Regions from separate parts of the Homo sapiens genome. Here region 2 is linked to region 1. Evidence: chromatin loops called from intact Hi-C (ENCODE). Cell type or tissue: stomach. All regions are shown on one strand. Links, peaks and the distances in the headings refer to the core of each region. The heading gives the core; the rest is flanking DNA. Region 1 overlaps RAPGEF5 (Rap guanine nucleotide exchange factor 5). Region 2 has its middle 7.6 kb from the start of RAPGEF5.

Evidence for each region. A loop is a pair of places that touch in the nucleus more often than their neighbours do. Peaks named below come from ENCODE experiments on the same cell type or tissue, not always from the same donor. Only the 100,000 strongest peaks of a DNase experiment are listed, where the experiment ranks them.
Region 2: it touches region 1 in a loop (4-fold over the local background); 3 of 110 quality-filtered maps call a loop at or near these places.

Annotation. Positions count from the first base shown.
Region 1 is chr7:22,300,471-22,303,393 of GRCh38, reverse strand. The region is part of intron 5 of RAPGEF5 (Rap guanine nucleotide exchange factor 5); the gene reads left to right. Among named protein-coding and RNA genes, the nearest start is that of RAPGEF5, 55 kb to the left of the region's middle. In stomach, for the core only: no CTCF peak of the experiment used is centred there; a DNase peak (open chromatin) is centred at 1,423; H3K27ac peaks cover 568 bases.
Region 2 is chr7:22,363,270-22,366,192 of GRCh38, reverse strand. No RefSeq gene overlaps it. Among named protein-coding and RNA genes, the nearest start is that of RAPGEF5, 7.6 kb to the right of the region's middle. In stomach, for the core only: no CTCF peak of the experiment used is centred there; no DNase peak of the experiment used is centred there.

The DNA of each region.
Region 1 (2,923 bases), core at 327-2,826:
TGAAGAAACAGAATTTTATACAAAATAACTTTTATACCCAAACTGAATAGATAATTAGAAAAAAAAAGTGACTGAATCAGTTGTCAAGGGTACTATCTCTGGGGGAAAAAAGAACAGTTATGGTATCTCCTTCCAACAGACAGCCAAATCAAGTTATCCAGAATGTACTGTTTCTAGCTCTTTTATTTTAAGCAGAGAGTTGAGGAAGAATGGGTGAGGAATGATGAAATAACAGCGTAGGAAAAGGCAGTCTAATTATTCCCTTGGGACTGGTAAGATGCTTCTAACACTACCTTGTTTGGGCCTTTAGGCTGTGAGGGAACTTGACTATTTCAATTCAGCTGTGGTTATAGCAGCTCCCAGCTTGCCAGGGGTGGGAGTGGGTAGGGCTTTGAATAGACAGTCTGTAAAGCTTGAATGCATAAAACTGTATCCTACCACTTACACAATAGTTAACATTTATGCTGTGATTAAGATAGAGAGGACTGCTAAAATTTAACTCATATTGCACTCAAATATGGAAAGAAAATGTAGCTTCTTTGTTTTTCTCTAAGTGATCTGATGTTTGTCTACATGAACTGCCATCCTGCAGAATGACCAAAAAAAAAAAAGGCGGGGGTGGGGTGGGGGGAAGAAGCACCCTTTAGTAAAGTTATTCTAATACAGGAATTTAAAAAGTCTCTCTAGTTAACTTTTTAGTGTCTTTTAGTAAAAGAGCCCAGTCTCTGTATTTCTCCCTGTTTCTCAAGGTAGCCTCTGGGTACATGGCGAGTGGTCTGGGCGCCTTGACCTTGGCAGAGGAGGACAGGGGAGGCTCTCCTGTCAGAGTAGGCATTTTTTCATCCTCACTGGTCTTGCGAGTGGATAGGCAGCCAGCTCCTTTGTGCCCCTGAGATATAACTGTTCTTGGCATTCTTTTGGCATCTGCTGTTGGAGCATGAGGCTGGTGTAAGTTGGGTGTCAGCTTGATTAATGCTGGTGGTCCTGCCTGGCTGATTGGCCTTCCTAGATGTCTGTTGGCATTGCTGACACTCCTAAGGTCTGGCTGTGGCTCCCATATACACCCTGTTCAGCCACATGGCTTCTGCTGAAACAGCCCCCTCTCTGTCCTGACTGGCTAATATTACTGTGATAGAAAGATTTTACCAAACATGCTGCCTGTCGCCACTTGGCTGACACTTCTGAAAAGTCCACAAATTTAGCTTCATACATATTTGTATCCAAAAGGGATTACAAGATCGTGGAATTTGCTTCTCTTAATGTTTAGGTGAGGAAGATGAACAGGGAGCAGAGGGTCTGGGAAAAGACAACCACTTGTCACCAGCACTCTGTGGAGCGACTTACTTACCAGGCATCTACTGATCTTAAGCTTCCGTGTTTGGCCTTGTGAGGGATATGACGATATGTAAATAATGTAAGGCCTTCAGCGACTAACAGGGGTTGAGCTCAGTTCATACAGATAACAAGCTGGCAAGTCGTGTGCCACAAGTGATACCTGGGAGCTTATCACAAAGGTTCTGAAGCTGTGGGAAAAAAACCAAAATTATTTCCTGAGAAATGAAAATATGTCATACAGTTCATTTCTAAATTCATAAAAAAATCTGTAATTACTGTGTGGAATATTCAGCTCTTCCCAACTATTGAAAATTAGTTTTTGTTATAGGTTATTCCTGTCTTTTGTGTTTTCTACATTTTCATTATCTTATTACATTTAACAATAGAACTGAAATGCATATTTTCGGCCTATCTACTCTTAATTTTTTTTTTTTTTTTTTTTTTGAGACAGAGTCTCACTCTGCCACCCAGACTGGAGTGCAGTGGCACGATCTCGGCTTACTGCAAGCTCCGCCTCCCGGGTTCACGCCATTCTCCTGCCGCAGCCTCTCAAGTAGCTGGGACTACAGGCGCCCGCCACCACGCCCAGCTAATTTTTTGTATTTTTAGTAGAGATGGGGTTTCACTGTGTTAGCCAGGATGGTCTCGATCTCCTGACCTTGTGATCCACCCGCCTTGGCCTCCCAAAGTTCGGAGATTACAGGCGTGAGCCACCACGCCTGGCCCTACTCTTAATTTTTTTGCTGCAAACCTTGACTTTTTGGCCTCTTGTTTATGAGACGTTAACTATGGCAAGATAATAACGAATTCCACTGAAGAGTCTTATGAAGAATAATCTATTGATGGAGCTACAGGTTCAGGCCAAGATGGAGCAAGTCTACTACAGCCTATCTCTTGTATTGATTACAGCTGAAACCTCTAGATAAAATACAAACAATAACTACCCGAGGCCCCTCAAAAGTAAACAAAAGCAGGCAAATTATGGAACGAAGTGAAACTTTGGAGAAGTGACCTACACAGGTGTGAGTTTTCCCTTTCCGTTTCTTTTATTTCCCAGCGTTGCCTCAAAGGCAGGCCTCAGATGTAGACAGGGAGATCAGTGGTGGCACAGTTGTCAAAATCTATAGTAGAAACCCCATCTTTCTGGCAAGAAGAATCAGGAAAATGGGTCCCTGTAGTTTTGAAGAGTGTGATGGGGTGGGGTGGATGGAGAAATCCTTGTCTTGATTCTCCTTTTTTCTTACAGGTTTGTCCCAGGTTCAGAGCTCTGTGGTGGTGGCAGTGCAGGCAGATGATAGACAAGGAGTGTTTGGTTTTGGTCAGAACTGGGCAGAGGAGCCCCAGCTAGTCTGAGAGTGTAGGGGAATCCAGGAGAGGGTAAACCTAGGGAAGGGTTTCATTAATTTTGTGTATGAACTACACAAATGTGAGTTTCCTGAGCTGGACATCTGCGGGACAGACCCAAGGTACCATAGAAAAGGCATTGAAAACTGAACTGCAGCTGGAATCATTGAGGCTGTATAGCATTATGTTCAAAATGGCCAGGATATAATACAGAATTACTTGACACAAAATAATCAGGAAAATA
Region 2 (2,923 bases), core at 240-2,739, 63 kb before region 1:
ACTTACGAGAGAATGAGAGAAAAGGGGGAAAGTAACATTTTAGTGTTATTAGGACCCTTGGGAAACCCCTGAAAGGGCTTTGAGCAAGTCCAGAATCCTCAGATCACTGTCTGAGAATCCCTGCCCTATAGCCACTTCATTATGTACTAGGGCCAGTGAAATAACTGAATCTTTGATTAGAAAGGACATTACAGGTCATTTAGTCCAATCCTCCATCTGATGAAACAAAATCCCACCAAATCCTGCCTAAGCTCCCCATTTTGCAAGGACAGGGGCCACTCCAGGTTTAAAAAGGACTTTAAATGGATAGAAAAACACTTATTATGTTGAGAAGAAACTTTTCTCTCTGTAGTTTCCCACTTTGGTCTTAACTCTGCATAGAATGAGTCCAATTCTTTTTCAACACGTTCAAAATATTTGAAAACAACTCCCTTGTCATTCCTTGAGTGCTGTCATTTTCTCTAAGCTAAAGGCTTCTTTATGTTTAAGAACTTGGGACACCTTCTGCTGCTTTCAGTGTACTTCGGCCCAGATTTATATCTTCTGATCGAGATCTTCAAAAGCCAATCTGAGCTCATATAATGTTGCCAGTACCCTCTAAGACAGGTTTGCTCACAGCTCATTCTGTATTTAGCTTGGATCAATGCTACAAATGCTTAACATTCACAGACAGAGGAGAAGCATATTCTTAAAGGCTTCTAATTTCTGTGTGGGCATGACTTTGAATCCTTGTTTCCTTTTCCACTGTCTTCTCTCCTATTTTCCTGGTCCAGGCCCTGATTTATCCAGGGCATCATTTCATTTGCCCCTTCTCTTTCAATCCTATAAGAAAGGCAGTGCTATCTGTGCAGAGCTTTAAAGTGTGCAAACAGCGTTACAAACACCACTTCATTTGATTAGCACAGAAATTCTGTACACAGAATGCACTGATACAAATAGCAAAAGAAAGCACAGAAGAAGCTTCCATGAACTTGATCTTATGGATTACCATTTTAATACTTCACGCCTGGGATCCTGTAACCTGCTTTGCCGGCTGCCCAGCTTTCAGTGTCTCCCTATTCTAAAGCACTTTACATATTGATGCTAAAATCATCTTCCTTCCCTGCTGATCTGAACATGCCACCATCTGGTGTCCATTTATAGCCTCCCATCACCCATGGGATAATGTACTTTCCTACAACCTCAGAGACTCTGCATCTGCTGAGACCTCTGTCTTGCTTTCCTTAACTTAGGATTGCAGTGTTTAGCTAATCATGATTTTGTTCATTCATTTGTTCATCCATCCAGCATTCATTCATGCGTGCATTTATTTGCTTATAATCTAGTACATGGTAGCCACTGTATTAGATGCGAGAGGAGAATATAAAAAAGAATAATTTCTGCCCTCAAAGGGTTTATAATCTTGCATAGCTGAGATGGGCCAATCTGACTTAATTCAAATGCAGAGATAGACTATGATAACACGGGTGGTAAATGTGGAATCATAATTTTAGGTAAATGCTGAGGTTTACCAAGGAAGGATTAATCCCAAATGGAAAGAACAGAGAGGGCTTCTAGGAGGAGCTACTGTTTGACCTGTGTAAAGATGAGTAGATTTCCACAAGCAAAGAAGGGACACCATTGTCTTGGCTTTCTTGCTGTCTGTTGGTTAAGTTAGTTCTCTTATCACCCTTTTCCTCTGTCTTCTTGGGCATTCAACCACATAGATTTTTTTTTTTTTTTTTCAAAAATGTCCTAAGTACTAAAGGGCCTGGTGAATTTGCACAACTGACTTTAAAAAAGAAATTTCCAGGATGGTGGTAGTAAACAGCATATGAAATGGCATGAACAGACAGACTTTTTTTCAAGATTATTAGTGAATGAATAGAAGATGAACTTATAGGGAGGAGCCCCCATCTGGCACCCATGCCTATCAGCCACTGTCTCTGGCTGGAGCCACCAATGCAAATAATATAAAGAAGGTTTATCATCCCCAAGGGGGATATTTGCATGATGCATAGTGCGTGATGTACTACAAAAATAATAGCACAGTGTCACACAGGTTTGTCATGAACAGTCTGATAGCAGATAGTTACATTTATGATTCTTGAAAACGGAAATAAAATGAATAAGGCTTAACATTTTTAGGTTGGAAACATGTTTCCTTATTTTGCTACATTTCTCTCAATTGCATATTCATTCCATAAGATAACATAAAAATAGAGTTAGTATCAAGTACTCAAACCGTTCTGTCTGGCATTCTCAGCAGAGGCAGCACGGGAAGACTTGGGTTTCTCCTGCAAGGATCTGCTTTTTGTTCTCTTAAAATTAAATGAGAGAAGCCACAAAAATTAAATGAGAGAAGCCATAAGAGTCACTGCCTGAAATTCCATACAAATGGAGATGGAAAGTCACCTGCAGCATGTTCTTCAAGCTTAGCAAAGACAGAGTGTCCCTGCTACTCCTCTATTCCCTGAGCACCCTGGTCTAGCTCCACTGTTTACCATCATGATTTTGAACACTGGCATCTCTCTCTCTCCAGTCCTTTCTCTTCAGTTCTAGCTCACCTCCTCTTCTTGCTGGTTGAAGTTTCATCTGGGCACCCTTTAGTTTAGTTGGTATAACTGCTATATATATATATATATACACATATATATATATACACACACACACATATACACATATATATACATATTTATATATACATATTTATATATATACATATATACATATTTATATATATACATATATACATATTTTTATATATATACACATGTGTGTGTGTGTGTGTGTGTGTATGTGTGTGTGTGTGTGTGTATATATATATATATATATATATATATATATATATATATATATATATATATATATAAAACTAAACCCTCAAAAACCAGCTTAGCCCTTGGGAAGGTTGTGCTCATATTTAATCCATTTTGGTGATTAC